Regions from separate parts of the Homo sapiens genome. Here regions 2, 3, 4 and 5 are each linked to region 1. Evidence: chromatin contacts called from ENCODE Hi-C or POLR2A ChIA-PET data. All regions are on one chromosome and are shown on one strand. The core of a region is the stretch at or near the end of the contact, and the rest is flanking DNA. Distances in the headings are between cores, read along the strand shown. Region 1 has its middle 78 kb from the start of PRDM1. Region 2 holds the start of PREP (prolyl endopeptidase). Region 3 has its middle 50 kb from the start of PREP. Region 4 has its middle 82 kb from the start of PREP. Region 5 has its middle 41 kb from the start of LINC02836.

Region 1 (2,792 bases), core at 99-2,598:
CTTTCCTTGTTGCCTTTTATATACTAAATATGATTCCTAGGGGGTAAATTTTTTTTAAGGTGTTAAATACCATGTCTAGGCAGATTCAGCTCACCCAGAAGACTAGAATTGGCAGCTATGCCTCCTGCTCTCTGCTTTGATTCAGAACCTGTGCTATGCTATTGTCAAGCCTGGGTATTGTACCTTCTTGGTCCATTTTTGAATTTTTCATCCATTTTGACCAACACTGTTTAATTCCTGCTTTTTTTTTTTTTTTTTTTTTTGAGACGGAGTTTCATGCTTGTGGCCCAAGGTGGAGTGCAATGGTACGATCTCAACTCACTGCAACCTCCACCTCCCAGGTTCAAGCGATTCTCCCGCTTCAGCCTCCCAAGTAGCTGGGATTACAGATGGCCACCACCATGCCTGGCTAATTTTTGTATTTTTTTGTAGGGACTGGGTTTCACCATGTTGGCCAGGCTGGTCTGGAACTCCTGACCTCAGGTGATACACCTGCCTTGGCCTCCCAAAGTGCTGGGATTATAGGTGTCAGCCACCGCGTCTGACCAATTCCTGCATTTTTTAAAATGACAAATGACATGGTCAAGAAAGCCTTTCTGCATTTCCTTTCTTTGGTCTTCATTTATTCATTCAACCAGTATTCTGTTACTGTGTCCTCTGAACAGTCTCAATAAAATTGTTGCTGCTTGGTGCTTTGTGTATGTGCACCTGTTCCCTCTCCTAGGTTATGAGAACAAAAGCCAAAGATCCTATTTTAAAATTTTTATTTATTTTCTTAATTTTTTGCATCACCCACAAGACCACAGGCAAAGCCTGCTTGGGAATGAACTCGTGAAGAGCTGTGAAGCACAGATGGGTCTCTCTGGTCTTTTCCCTCTACTTCCATCCCCCTTTCTATTCTTCTAAGAGTCTCACAGACCCTTTCCATCTGAATTTAGTTAGGCCTCCAGCAAGCAGAGACACAGATTTCACAGTCAGGTGCTGCTCCATGCTGTACTGGGGTGATGCCCCAAAGGTGTTCTTGGCCCCGGCCTTCAACACCCTGTGTTGATGTACTTGGTGGCAGATTCCCTGCCATCTCCCCAAATGATCGTGTCTTCTCTTCACATCTCATTATGTTTTCCTTGGCCTGATTCCTTTCCTCCTACCCAGTCTGATTCGTCTGCCTTTTCCTGACTCCCTTCCAGGCCACCCCTTCCCCTGGCCTCTCTTCGTACCTTGGCCGTTAGTCTTGCTTGATGCCTCTGTATGCCTCACTTTGGTTTCTGTTCCCCCTTATTCTTTTTCTTTCACTTTCCCCCACCCACCCGTCGTTTTTAACAGTGTCATCATGACTTACAGTGTGGGAACATGATGCTTGCTGTCTCCCACATTACATAGCCGCCCCTGGATTTCATGTGACCAACATTCCTTCCCCTAACCCCTTGGGCAGGATAGAAACTCCCCCACTGCCAGAAGCCGGGGCCTAGCCCTCATCGCGAGTCCCGCTTCCTGCCCACCTCAGGAAGCAAGGGCAGGGCAGAAGATGGAGGCCAGGGCCACAGAGTTCACCCCAGACCTCGTGTCAGATTCTGTGGGGCAGTGTGAGCTGGGTGTGACTCAAGGCACCACTCACAGCAGCTTTACTCTGTGAAAGCACGAAACAGGGAGGGTCCTCATAAAGGAATGGCAGGGGCTGTGGGGAAGAGGTGGGGTAGCACATATGACTGAGGCCAGGGAGGTTTCTAGTGCTGACATGACTTGGCCTCCTCATCCACAAAACTCACTTGAAACACCAGAGCTTGATGAATAACAGCGTCCCAGTCATAAGCAGAAAGAGCTCTTCCCTTTTTCTTCCGTCAGCCCTCACACATACCGCTTGTGCAATCTGTTCTTATGTGAAGGTTTGCAAAATCGTCCAAGTGGAGGATGGGTCTGGGATTTCTTGGACACATATCCATCCTGGAGGGCCAGACATCAGCCAGGGCAGCTGGAACAACCTGGACTGTCACAGTAGGAGGGGACGGGGGGTGTCAAGGCTGCTGGGAATGGGGCCTTCTAGCACTCGGTTTCAGAGAGCAATAAATGGAGTTCTTATTTCAAACGTGCAAACCGGATTTGGTCAAATACTCTCCCTGTGAGGCAGCTGCCCTTTGAGGCTGTGGACCAGAGTGGAAATAAAGCTCCTGTCTGACAAAGGATAGGTTTCCTTGACCCTTTCTGCTGACTATTCCACTTCCTGCTGGTTTGCTGCGTTGATCCTTGGGCAGCAGCCCCAGGGGTGCTTGCTGCAGCAGAGTGAAAGTGATTGCCAGCCTGAGCTCTACAGGCTGACTTTGGGCTCTGCAGGCACGTTCTTCCCCTTGCTTATTTTCCACTGCTGTTTGTGAGTCAAGCTCAAGGGCCACGCTGAACAGGCTGCTGGAGGAAAGGAGTGAGCCAGGTCTCTTGATATCTTCTAAAGTCTCAGAAAGGAAGTACAGACCTAATTCAGTGCCCTCTCCTTTTCTCTTCAAGTGCAGGTGGTTAAAGTCCCCCTGATATGGTTTGACTATGTCCCCTAAAAAGCATGTATTGGAAAATTAATCCCCATTGTAACAGAGTTCGGGGGTGGGGCCTGATGAGAGATGATCAGGCCATGAGGGCAGAGTGAATGAATTAATGCCGTTACTGCAGGAGTAGGTTGGTTATAAAAAGGGAGTTTGGCCCTCTTTTACACACACGCACTCTCTCTCTCTCCCTCTCTCGCTGTCTCGCTCTCTCACTCTCTTGCTCTCTCACTCTCTTGCTCTCTTGCCATGGGATGATGTAGC
Region 2 (2,792 bases), core at 217-2,716, 760 kb after region 1:
GTTTTCCTTAACTATAAAATAGGGACATTAGTTCTAGATAGTTTCCTGATACACTGAAAAAAACACTCCATAAGCATTAATATTATCATTAGGGGGTCTGCTGGGTCAAGTGCTCCTGGGTTGCTCTTTAAAAAATCCCTCACAGTGGCAGAAGGAGGAGACAATGCCTGCCAGTCCCTGCGTCAGGTGACAGCCAGGGAAGGCACGAGGTGGGAACTGGAATTGGGACTTCTGGGCTGTAGTGGGCTATGCCCCCGTGTTTGCACAAAGTTTGTTATCAATAGCGTGAGTTCTCCCAGAATTGAGGATTCTCAGATTGCCCCAGGAGGGGGTATCTGGGATCAGATGCAGAAAATGATTATGACACATCACTATGAACAGAAATGGTGAACTAAGGGTGAGGCATGGAATTGGGACCATATCACAAAAGAGACGGAGGACACAAGTTTATAATAGTTACCATATCCACTTAGATTCCGGAGGTGAAGGACTTTCTGGTCACACCTATTCTTTCTTCCAGGACTTTTTGGAAGCCAGGGATAGAAAACACACTGGGCACACACTATACCCCTGATGGCTGGGGCTATAAAGTCTCTTCTGGGTGGTCCAGGAAGCAAGACCAGAACACATACCGCTGCTGGCCCGAGGATGATGACATGTAACTATTAAATTTTCATGGGTTTGAGGTCAAGTATCTTGTCTATTATCTTTTCTTCCCATAAACAGTAGGTGCTCAATAAACAAGCATGACAGCAGGAGAGGAAATGAGGAAAAGGCAGGATAAATAAAATACCCCTGATGAGTTCCAGGCCTCTTAATCTTGGTTCTTTCTCAATCGGTAAATATCAAATAAGGGCTCAACCGTAGTCCTGCCAACACCTCCAAAGCATCTCCATAGTCCGGATGCTAAACCACCCAGTGTCCACCAGGGGTCCTGGGATGAAGGGAGACGTGTTTCTTTCACGGTCATCATGATCGATTACTTCTTCCCTTCAAGTCCAGAGTCGCAGGCAGTGGACATAAGGCCACCTCCAGCCCTCTGCTTCCAAGGCTGGGGAGAGGCAAGGTCTCCCTTCGCCGCCGTAACCAGCCCGGGAACAGGAAGGCTGGGGAAGGTGGGGGACTCCATCAGCAAGGAAACCCTGGGGCTTCACTCTCCTACAGGCGGTCCTGCGAGCGCGGCCAAAGAGAGGCAGGGCGCTAGGGAAGGCGCGGGGACCCGGCCTCGGTGGAAGGACTTGTCCCCGGCGCAGAGGACGGGCGGGCGGCCGGGCGTGGGCGAGCGCGTAGCCGGCGTGCTCCTCCGTGCGCCCGGGCGGCGCGGGCGCGGCCGGCGATCCTGCAGAGGGAGCTGTGCGCCGGCCTTAGCGCACGCTCGGTGCCGCCCGCTCCCTCTTGCCGCCGCCGCCGCCGCTGGGCCCGCCCGCCGGGGAGGGGCTCCCGGCCTCGCAGACAGCGGCTTCCTGCTTTCTGCACGTCCTCGCCGCCGCGCCGCCAGTCCGTTTGTGCTAGCTCTGGCCGTGAGCCGGCCGCCCGCTGCCGCCGGCCGCCCCGCAGCTGCCTGCGCCCCAGCCGCGCCTCGCGGCCAGCCCGGCTAGCTCAGGTCCGCTCCCGGAGCCCGCGCCCCTCCACGCTGCCCCCTGCCTGTCCCCGGCCATGCTGTCCCTTCAGTACCCCGACGTGTACCGCGACGAGACCGCCGTAAGTATCTCTGCCTCCGCCCAGAGGGCTCCCGGGCAAAGGTGCCCAGCCTGCCTGACCCGTGGCACCCGCAGCTCCTCTTCCTGTAGGCCTTCGACCCCCGCGTCCCTCCCCTCCCCCTCGGCCTTTGTTTGGGAGAATTGGGCCGGGGGCGCGGGGCTCCTCTGCAGCGCTGGGGTCCCGCGGGCGGTCACTCTGCTAGTGCTGGCGGCGGAGCCTGTGGGCAGCGCCGCCCGGCCGCTTCCTAGAATCAATGGGGTCAAGGGCAGACGCCCGGGTAGAATGGGTGTCTTCAGGGAGTGGGAAGACAGACGGTGTCACTGCTTTTTTGACTGGCGAAGCCTCTTGCTTAAATATGGTGGTAGGAGAAAGTGTCCGCTGGGGTGTGTGTGTGTGTTTGTGTGTGTGTGTGTGTGTGTGTGTGTGTGATGTCACATTTAAAAACGAAAACAAACTTTTAAAACTTACACTTTAAAGTCCTTAGAGTTGAAGCATATTCGTTCGATTTTAAAAGGTGTGTTGAGCGCCTACCCTGTCCCAGGTCGGATGAGGCGCACTGGGCCCTGGGGATGCCAGAGACCCGGACAGAAATGGGGAAGGCGGAGCAGTGACCCCATAGTGTGGCCGTGCTGATCCATGTTTTCTTAAACAAGAAAAGGAGTTGAGAGAGGGTGAGAGGAGGTCTTAGAAGGGAGAGGGGTTGACCTTTTTCAGAATGAGTAAGTTTTGTCTAGTGGCGGAGTTGACCACCATTTGCCTAAGCTGCAGATGAACTCAAGGTAACTGTTGAGATCCAGTAGGCGGAATTCTGGGCAGACACCTTTTTTGTGTAAACGTGAATTTGACGACTTAGGAACTGGATTGCATCCACATGTTGTGGCCGTGATTCTCTTACTAATAGCTACATTTCTCAGATTACTTAAAATATAATCAGAATAAGTATGTATTTGTGTGATACAGTTTTAATGTTTTTCTGTTTACTTTCCCAATTTATGCCAGAAAGTGTTTACTTTAAAGCACGTGCTACATTGGGGTAAAGGGTGCTGACGCTTCGGAGTAAAGGACATACTGTTTTAAATTAAGACTTCCAA
Region 3 (2,792 bases), core at 120-2,619, 710 kb after region 1:
TTTTCTAGTCACTTTCCCACAAATTACTGCCCCTAGGACCTTTTTGGACACCCTTCCTTTGTCCTATCATTTCTCCACAAATTTTTTGCCCTTTGTTAAAATGGTATATAACCCCTGAGTCTAACTGCTTGTTTGGGGTTTTCGCTTCTTTCCTATGAAGCCCCTCATGCCACATAAAAATATTTACATCAAATAAAATTTGTATGCTTTTCTCCTGTTAATATGTCTTTTGTCTGCTTGATTCACAGGCTCAGCTACAGAATCTAGGAGATTAGAGAAAGGTTTTTCCTCTCCTACAAGTGTAAATGGGAGGAAAGGAATAGGGGATTCTTCCCTCACTGTTGTTGTTGTTGTTTGGTGCAACACAAATATTACTGAATTTCTATGAGTTAAATGAGGTTTTGTTGCAACTTAAATGTAGGTTCAAAACCATGTTATAGAACTCAAGAAATTAGAGATATTAGCCTTAGAATTATATATTCACAGAAGACCCCAGAGCTATCTTAAAATATTTAAAGGACTACCCATTGACAGAGGAATTAGAACAGAGATGGCCATTTCAACAACTAGTCATGGCTGTCTGGAGCTCTGAATTAAAAAGAATGTGAAGCAGTATCCAAGCTCAGTGGAAAAAATTCTGCTTGACAATGATGTCTGTCAAAGCTTGAAAGAAAGCCAGTACCCATGTGTTGAGAACAGAATGGCTATAGCTGACAAATACTAAGCATTTGAAAGAGGAGTTTATGTGGGGTTTGGAATGCCATTTTCTCTCATGCACACTAAGTCAAGAAAGTTTAAAGGGGAGAGAGAAAGAGAGAGAGAGGGAGAAGAATAGAACGATTCTTCAGAAATGAGAGCACTTACAATTATAAACAGCATTCTCTTTCATTCCTGGTAAGTTTCCACTTCCTTTTGCATTTTCTCATAAAGAAATCCATGTATCCTTACAGTAAATTTTCTTGTTTAGCTTTAGCTAGTCATCTAGATTTCTGGTTTTTGCAGCCAAACAACCCCTAAGAGATCTATGTCTTAGTGGGGCCAATTTCAATCCCATTTAATTCAATTCAACCGATGTTTATTGAATACCTATTGTGTCTCTTATACCCAATAATTGGGGTTGAGTCTTGAATCTGGCCTATGACTGGAATCTATGAAAGATTCAAAGGGAAAAATAGGCATAGGTTATGATGAGCTATAAAAAAAGAAACGAGACAGAACATAATGTAGAGTTCTTAGCTCTCCCCACCCAGATTTATGTTCTGAGTTTTCTTTAACATTCTGTCCAATCGAGTGCGAGTGGGCTGAGACGTGGGTGGCAGAGCTGAGACACGGCCCCTCTAACTGTCTCATGTACAAACTTGAGGGGTAAGAGGAAGTTTGACACAGGAAATAACAGCCAGCAGCCGGGCTCTCTGACGAACACTACCCAGTGAAGCCTTTTAATTAGGCAAGATCATTTTTGTTAAATCTGCTCAGAAAATACTGCCTTAATCTCTGAAGATAATAAACCTCATTTAAAGTCCTGAGTTGACTCACTGTCCATAATGACTGAGATACAAATAGAGCTTTTATCCTGCAAAAACCATTACCAGGACACAGCCAATTAAGAAATTAACCAAAATCTCCATCCCCAGTTAGAGTGCTTACCTCTAGGAAAAGCCTGAGGGGAATTATAAAGACACAGTTTCTATGTGTGTTCTAATGCCAAGGTCCAAAGCAAAGGAAACCCAAACCAAATCAAAAATTGAGAAGGAAACTGTTTTAATTGATCATGAGCCGCCAAACTTCCTCTTCTGCATTATCTGTGTTTAAGTAATCCAATTAGTTTGACCTCATATGAGCAAGAGAACCCAAGTGCACATCTTTTGAAGTGGTTGTTTGGGGGTATCCTGAAAATTCTTAATATCAATCCCAGGAACATCTAAATGGTATTTTCCCCTGCACTCCTACCAGCATAGTGGAAATATCAATACCACAGGTGGGGTGCGGGAGGAGGATATTTGCTTTTTGCTATTCACTATCACGTATACACACACACGTACTTTTACCCACATTATGGAATTACTAAAAACAATGTGTGGCTCAGACTAACCATTCCACGTTGCAAATAATATCAAAATGGCTCCAAGTAGCAAAGAGAGCCAAGCGTGAGTGTCATGTATGAGCTGATGCTGCTGGTAAAGCCTTGCTTTTCCATACATAGAATGTATCACAAGAATCTGGCCTGGAGGTGCCAAAGTAATGGATGACTCTTACTCCAGCAGAGGGTCTTGGCCATTTACAGCTGAAGGAATGTGCTAGTGGCAATGCTGCCCTCTTTTGGAACAGGGTACAGAGATGGGTCTAATTACCAGCTACTTTTGTGAAAAGCAGTAATAATAAATTAAAGACGATGCAGTGATTTATCCTCACCAATGACTCCTCTATCTTTTCATCAAGACAGTAGTGGTCCAGAGTCTCTAGTGGTTTTCTTTAAGTGTTGGAATAGAGAGTGACTAAAAGTATACATGAATAGCCCTCAGGAATAACTCGTCTGAAAGGCGAGTTATTCTCTTTTTTGCTCTTCGCATCTATAGCTTAGCATGCAGCCATTGATTACATACTTACTGCCAGGAATTGGTGAAAGAGTGCAAATAGAGGGCCATATTCTAAATGTCTAAATAGTTAAAGGTTATAAAGCAAGCTAACAAACTGCTAAAGAAAACAGATTCTATCCTTCTGCCTCGACAAATTTACCTAAGTGACCTGGGGGCCTGGGTTAAATTTAGAATTTTTGGATTCCTTGGAATTTT
Region 4 (2,792 bases), core at 198-2,697, 680 kb after region 1:
AACATAGTCACCTTGCCTCAGGACCAATTTCTCCCCTGAACTCTTATTAATCTTCAACATTCAAGATAGAAGATTTAATGTTCTCTCTGGATTGTTCAGAGATTTATGACACCTATAGAAATGTTCATAAAATTTGAGGCTATGCAAGCCTTTTGGCATCTGTCTCATTGTTATCGGAACCATAAAAGTCATCACCATCTTGTCCACAGCCAGTCTTTTCTTCCTAGATAATCCGGGGAAAAATAAAGTTGCCTCTGAGTCTCTGAGTATCTGCTTGAAGCAGGCTCTGTTGTCAGGTGTGTGTGTGTATGTGTGTGTGTGTGTGTTGAAGGAATAGTGGTGTCATATCAGGGAAGGGAGAGAGAGAATAGCAGATCAACCTGTATGTGTTTGAGGACTTAAAGGGGAATTTTGAGAAATTGTTTCTAGAGCAACTCATTTTATCTGTCAAAAGGATGCTGCAGTATGTACGTCGCTCACTTCAGCCTGGTTCTCTGGCCCAGCCTACCCAGGAGTGGTAGTCTCCGGAGTGTACACAGAGAAGGGAAGCAGGTGCTTCAACTCCCCCAGCATCTGGTTTAGATGACCACAATGCTGAGAACACCTGCAGCCTGCATTTCAGCCAAGTCTGGCCTCCCATTGTATTCGATTGGACTTTCTGCCTTGAGCAAGAAAAAGGAATTGTTTATCAGATTTGCCAAAGGATCTCCGGGGAGGTGGAGAAAGACAGGATAAACAAACCTACAACAAGCAAGGGTAAGCAAAGCACTGGGAGACTTGGATTATTTGTGACTGTCCGAGGTAATCTTTCAACCTGACACAAAGTAAGTAAAAGCTGAGAGAGAGAAGCAAATGTTAGCATGGACCAAGTCAGTTTCCCAGCGGTTCATGAGGGAACCGATATTAGATCATCTTGTCCAAACTCTGGTCCTAGGCTGACACAGAAATCAAATTCTCAAGACTGGAAAGACTTTCAATCAAACAACAAGGGTTTAAAAGATGACTGTCCTAGAAAAATCTTACAAAGAAGATGGTCTTACCACTTGCGTAGCAAATGTTCCATTGCGCACTTTATAATTTCATATTTTGTAATAACTACGCAATGGGTAAGCTGGTTACCTGCAAATCATATCAAAAGCGATAATCTTGGTTTTACTTCTCTAACCAATGTAAGCAAAGCAAGCACGTCTGATATAGCGATATAATACAACTTCATGGTTGGTATATAGGAACAAAAATTAAATTAACGCGCTTATTTCCAGGGCCTCAGAAAATAGTTTAGCGGTATCATATATTGTGTTTTCTTAGTAAATAATTCTGCAGGAACCCCTTCTTTTTCTTTCCTTTGTATAGAGCCCCAACTAGTGGAATATTGGAAAACTGCACTTAAAGAGAAAACATTTAAATAGGAGATGACCACAGGTCTCTCTTCCTCAGGTTAAGAGCCAGTAAGATCGTACAGACACTGCTCATTTTGGGGTGTGGAGATATGGACAAGGCGCTGAATTAAAAGGGGAGGGGTGTGTGAAACTGGCTTATACTTAGCTCCTCACAGGCATAAAGGGCAAACTCGTACTGATGAAAACAAGTGCAATCTCTGGCATTTGAAATGAGTCAATGGGCTATATCTATCACTAGTTTGAGAAAGGAAAATATTTATTGAGTTCAGAACTTATCTTCTTGAAGATATCTTTTCCAAAGAAAGAGGAAGATATCCTGTGACACAAGATTGTATATGTTGGAGGAAAGAGACCTGGTTTCACAAATTAGATGAGAAGGCAGTTGGCAACATTGTCCCACTGGTGCAGAACAGAACAGAACAGGTAACACTGTGCCTGTGCTGGGGTCGGTGAGAAGGAAGGGAGAAAGCAGGTGGAGGCAGCAAAGTGAAGGGAAGGACTCCCACACAAACAACTAAGAGTCAAATATAGACACCTGGAGAAGTGATTTATGACACAGATTTTCCTGAAGGAATGAAATCTTAGGGGTTCTCGGGCTTTTAACTTTGTTCCTTTCTTTGTTTGTTACCTCTCCATTTCAAGGAATCTCATGCTTGTAGATTTTTTTAGGAGTCTTGGCTCCCTTGCCAAAAAGCACCAATAAAATGCAGGCAGCCTGGAAAGGTTATAAAAATGCAAGATGAATTCATCAATCAGACAAGGTCTTGTCTGTACGTGCAACAGGGGGTTCACAGACAGGCTTCAGGGACTTGGTGGAGCTCCCTAACAAGATGTGTAACTTCTGTGTGTGTGCATTCTTCTGGATTTTATAGCTTTTATCAGATTCTCAAAGGGGCCTGTAACCCAAAAGAAGAATAAGGAATATAACTGTATAGAAATCTGCACACAGACCAAAAAAAAAGCAAAACTCACACTCACATTTTAATGGATGCCCCTCAGAATGATCCCAGACTCCATGAAATTCTGCTCTTAGAGAAGCCAAACAGAGATATCAGATTATTTCAGTACATCATGAGTCAGACTGTAGCCTTCTCTTTTATCATGCAATGACTCTTTGAACAGAGAGCTGCAAGACGTTTTTTGTTGCATTTTGCACTGCTGTGATGGCATAGGGCACCCTTCTCAAACCTCAACGTGCTGTCCTTGAGCAGGTTCCAAGCTGATTAACCTCCATTAACCAGCTTTCTTCACCGTGCATTAAACAAACAAGATGAATTACGCTCAAAGATCCAAAAGCAGCAGCAATCATTTTTGTTAGTTTTTCTTAATAGATTAAGCAGTGGAAAATAGAAAAAAAAAATGCTGAACTTTGGGACTTGAAGACTTACTCAG
Region 5 (2,792 bases), core at 200-2,699, 570 kb after region 1:
AGGCATGAGAAACAGAGGGAGGCGGTTCTCCACTCACCGGGAGGACAACCAAGTGGCCAGGAGGAATCCTGGGAACAGGCAGGTTACTGGGAGTGACTCAGGCATCCCTGGGTAGGGGCCAGGTCTTACAAGGCAGAAACCCATAAATCAAGAAGTTGAGATCTTGGCCAGATGAGTTTTAGGGATGCCTTAATACTGAGTTCTTTCTGAGTCAGGCCAGGTTTGGTTTCAAGACTAGGAAGGGCTGGTAGGTCTCAGTAGTCAGCTGTGTAGCCCCTTTTCTTATAAGTCTAACAGAACTATTTCTTTATTGCACATGGTAAACATGCAAACAGGAAATTATCCTAAAAGGAATCACTGAGAGATGGCAGTTCAAATTTTCTCCAAGGTAGTTGTGTTTGAAAAAGACTCTTTCCTCAGACCTAATGTTCTTAGGTATTAATATCCTGCTCTACCTAACAACATCCAGGACTTTCTTTCCTTTGTATCTTGTTTGCCTGAGCAACACTCTGCAAACCTTCCTTCTGGATCTGCCTGCTGGTTTTACCCCCCAGTCCAAGAGTTTAAGGCTGTTCCCTTACATTAGATTTAATTCAATTACTCTTTTTTTCTGATTCGGAAACATCAATATAAAAAACTAATATAATTTATGTCTCTTCAAGTGTAATTATTTCTATTAATGTGATGGAGAAGCAACATCTTTTTAAAATACACATATTTAGTATACCGAGTTTTCAAGAGCTTAGTTTTGGTGGCAAATAAATGAATACCAAGTCATAATGTATATTTTTTAAATTTGATATGTGTGTAGCTACATCAAAACAATATTTGATTAAACTATACTCTGGAATATAAACTGACTTGTGGTGAGTTAATATATTAATGAGGTGTTTTGAAGACTTCTTATGCCATATAGATGTTGTATTAGTTGATTCCTGATTGTCTTGAATTTTGCAACAGGCATCTAATCTGTTGGTGGTTGTTGTTGTTGTTTTATAGCCTCCAAAAAACCTCTTCTACCAGGCCCTTCCTGGACACATTGGTCACTCCATAAATACTGTGGATAGATTAGCAAAACTTGAACTGTATATCCATAATGATTCACTTTTTTATTTTGCATCAATTTACTGGCAAAATTTGAGGGATTATCAACTTGGCTTTTACAAATAACAGGGAATAGCCAAGTTGATAGGGGAAGTGCTGAAAAATCCATGAAACAGACCGGGACTAGGTAAGGGCAGAGAAGGAATGAGGGATTTTGCTGGCCCAAAAGGCTCAGGTGTTTCTCTACAACTGCATATGGGGCAGACAAGTTGTCCAGGCACTCAATAGCTGTCATCTACAGACTTAAGAGTAGAAAGTTTGTTTTCAGGAAGTGGCTAGTGGAATTTCCCAACTGCAGACAGATAATCTAGAAGGTGGGGCAACTGAAGAGTTGCTAATAGCCTCTGACTATGTTAGGGAGTGTCTATAAATCAGGCCATTCTTCAGAAGGGGGCATTGGGGGCGGGTCCTAAGTAGCATCTCAGGATTGCTGAGAGATTCACAAGGCTGGAGGGAGACTAGAGATACCTACAAAAGAAACTTTAGTTCTTAAAACCCACCACCCTTTCTCCCTTTCATGCTGGGATAAAGGGAGAAAGAAATGACCCAAAGACAAAAAGAATGCAATTCAAGAACAGGTTGATGGCATCTACAAAATGGAAAGAAGAGATAGCTTCTTCTAGCATCTCTTTATTCTAATCTTTTTTAATGCCTCCACTATTTATTTATTTATTTATTTTATTTTTTTTGAGACAGAGTCTCACTCTGTTGTCCAGGCTGGAGTGCAGTGGCACGATCTCAGCTCACCGTAACCTCCGCCTCCTGGGTTCAAGCGACTCTCCCGCCTCAACCTCCCAAGTAGCTGGGATTACAGGCATGTGCCCATGCTTGGCTAATTTTTGTATTTCTAGTAGAGACGGGGTTTCACCATGTTTGGCCAGGCTGGTCTTGAATTCCGCACCTCAGGTGATCTGCCTGCCTCAGCCTCCCAAAGTGCTGGGGTTACAGGCATAAGCCACCATGCCCGGCCTATGCCTCCTCTTCTTATGCTTGGAAGTGAAGGTGAGCACATTTTAAACCCTTGGTACACCTTATTTGTTGAACTTACTGCTGATGCTCCAGGGTTCCTGAATCCCCAACTTTCCCAGCACCAGCTGCTGAACTCTCCAGGGCTTCTGCGCACAAAGCCTGTTCCCAGGAAGTGGGAGAGCCCTCTCCTTGGAAGAGAAGCCTCCCAGTACTGGCCAGAGGGGAATTTTGAATACTGAAGTAGACAAAACCAAATGAATGACATGCTTTCTCAAAGAATGAAGAAAAATAAAATAGAAAATAAAAAAGTGTCTGTTCCTTTTCTCCTCTAAATGAAACTGTAATTAAACTATTTCTGGGATGTTGAGGTTTTATTCCACTGCTCTTTCCCCTATTCTGTACTCGTACAAGTCAAGGCGGTATGAAATTTACCCATAGAACAAGCTTCACAAAGTGAAAAGATGTGTTAGGATTCCACTACCGGATAAATTCCCCCTACAGGCCCTGAAATCTGCATACTTGCAGCCTAAATGACATTGGAATGGGAGATCTTTGAATATTGATTTCTAGCTCCTAAGGGTATCAGACCTTCCAAAAAATATCTCCCAGGTGAATCATCTTAGTGGACTTTTGCCCTTGACACTGAATTTTCTCCTGCTCCTTTCCCTCCCACAAATATAATCCCATCAAAGAGGGAATTGTTTTATTCCACAGAAGAG

The links. Hi-C counts contacts between places; a loop is a spot of excess contacts on that map. ChIA-PET counts read pairs that join two places held with the same protein, here RNA polymerase II (POLR2A). Pooled maps may share reads with other maps.
Region 2: a loop to region 1 is called in a pooled map, with 3 times the contacts of the local background. The contact joins the promoter of PREP here to the enhancer-like site in region 1. A Hi-C loop is called at or near these places in 4 of 50 pooled maps.
Region 3: a loop to region 1 is called in a pooled map, with 2.9 times the contacts of the local background. The contact joins two enhancer-like sites. A Hi-C loop is called at or near these places in 12 of 37 single-sample maps with no recorded cell type and 7 of 50 pooled maps. POLR2A ChIA-PET finds 5 or more read pairs at or near these places in 2 of 52 experiments (GM12878 and activated T-cell).
Region 4: a loop to region 1 is called in a map with no recorded cell type, with 18 times the contacts of the local background. The contact joins two enhancer-like sites. A Hi-C loop is called at or near these places in 1 of 168 maps with a recorded cell type or tissue (GM12878), 23 of 37 single-sample maps with no recorded cell type and 10 of 50 pooled maps. POLR2A ChIA-PET finds 5 or more read pairs at or near these places in 1 of 52 experiments (GM12878).
Region 5: a loop to region 1 is called in a pooled map, with 3 times the contacts of the local background. The contact joins two enhancer-like sites. A Hi-C loop is called at or near these places in 4 of 37 single-sample maps with no recorded cell type and 9 of 50 pooled maps. POLR2A ChIA-PET finds 5 or more read pairs at or near these places in 1 of 52 experiments (MCF 10A).

What each region holds. Positions count from the first base shown.
Region 1 is chr6:106,163,132-106,165,923 of GRCh38, reverse strand. No RefSeq gene overlaps it. Among named protein-coding and RNA genes, the nearest start is that of PRDM1, 78 kb to the right of the region's middle. RefSeq lists enhancers at 962-1,421, 1,432-1,481, 1,502-1,601, 1,026-1,872, 2,332-2,411 and 1 more. Within about 2 kb of position 1,348, at least 21 of the 41 ENCODE cell types and tissues checked have a DNase peak (open chromatin) inside an H3K27ac peak, as active enhancers do; they include GM12878, where a contact is called at or near this core.
Region 2 is chr6:105,401,756-105,404,547 of GRCh38, reverse strand. PREP (prolyl endopeptidase) reads left to right here and starts at 1,466. Exons shown (of 15, transcript NM_002726.5): 1 at 1,466-1,701. The coding sequence starts at 1,657. RefSeq lists a silencer at 1,189-1,758.
Region 3 is chr6:105,452,093-105,454,884 of GRCh38, reverse strand. No RefSeq gene overlaps it. Among named protein-coding and RNA genes, the nearest start is that of PREP, 50 kb to the right of the region's middle. Within about 2 kb of position 1,369, at least 8 of the 41 ENCODE cell types and tissues checked have a DNase peak (open chromatin) inside an H3K27ac peak, as active enhancers do; they include GM12878, where a contact is called at or near this core.
Region 4 is chr6:105,483,451-105,486,242 of GRCh38, reverse strand. No RefSeq gene overlaps it. Among named protein-coding and RNA genes, the nearest start is that of PREP, 82 kb to the right of the region's middle. Within about 2 kb of position 1,447, at least 3 of the 41 ENCODE cell types and tissues checked have a DNase peak (open chromatin) inside an H3K27ac peak, as active enhancers do.
Region 5 is chr6:105,589,853-105,592,644 of GRCh38, reverse strand. No RefSeq gene overlaps it. Among named protein-coding and RNA genes, the nearest start is that of LINC02836, 41 kb to the left of the region's middle. RefSeq lists an enhancer at 1,550-1,599. Within about 2 kb of position 1,449, at least 3 of the 41 ENCODE cell types and tissues checked have a DNase peak (open chromatin) inside an H3K27ac peak, as active enhancers do.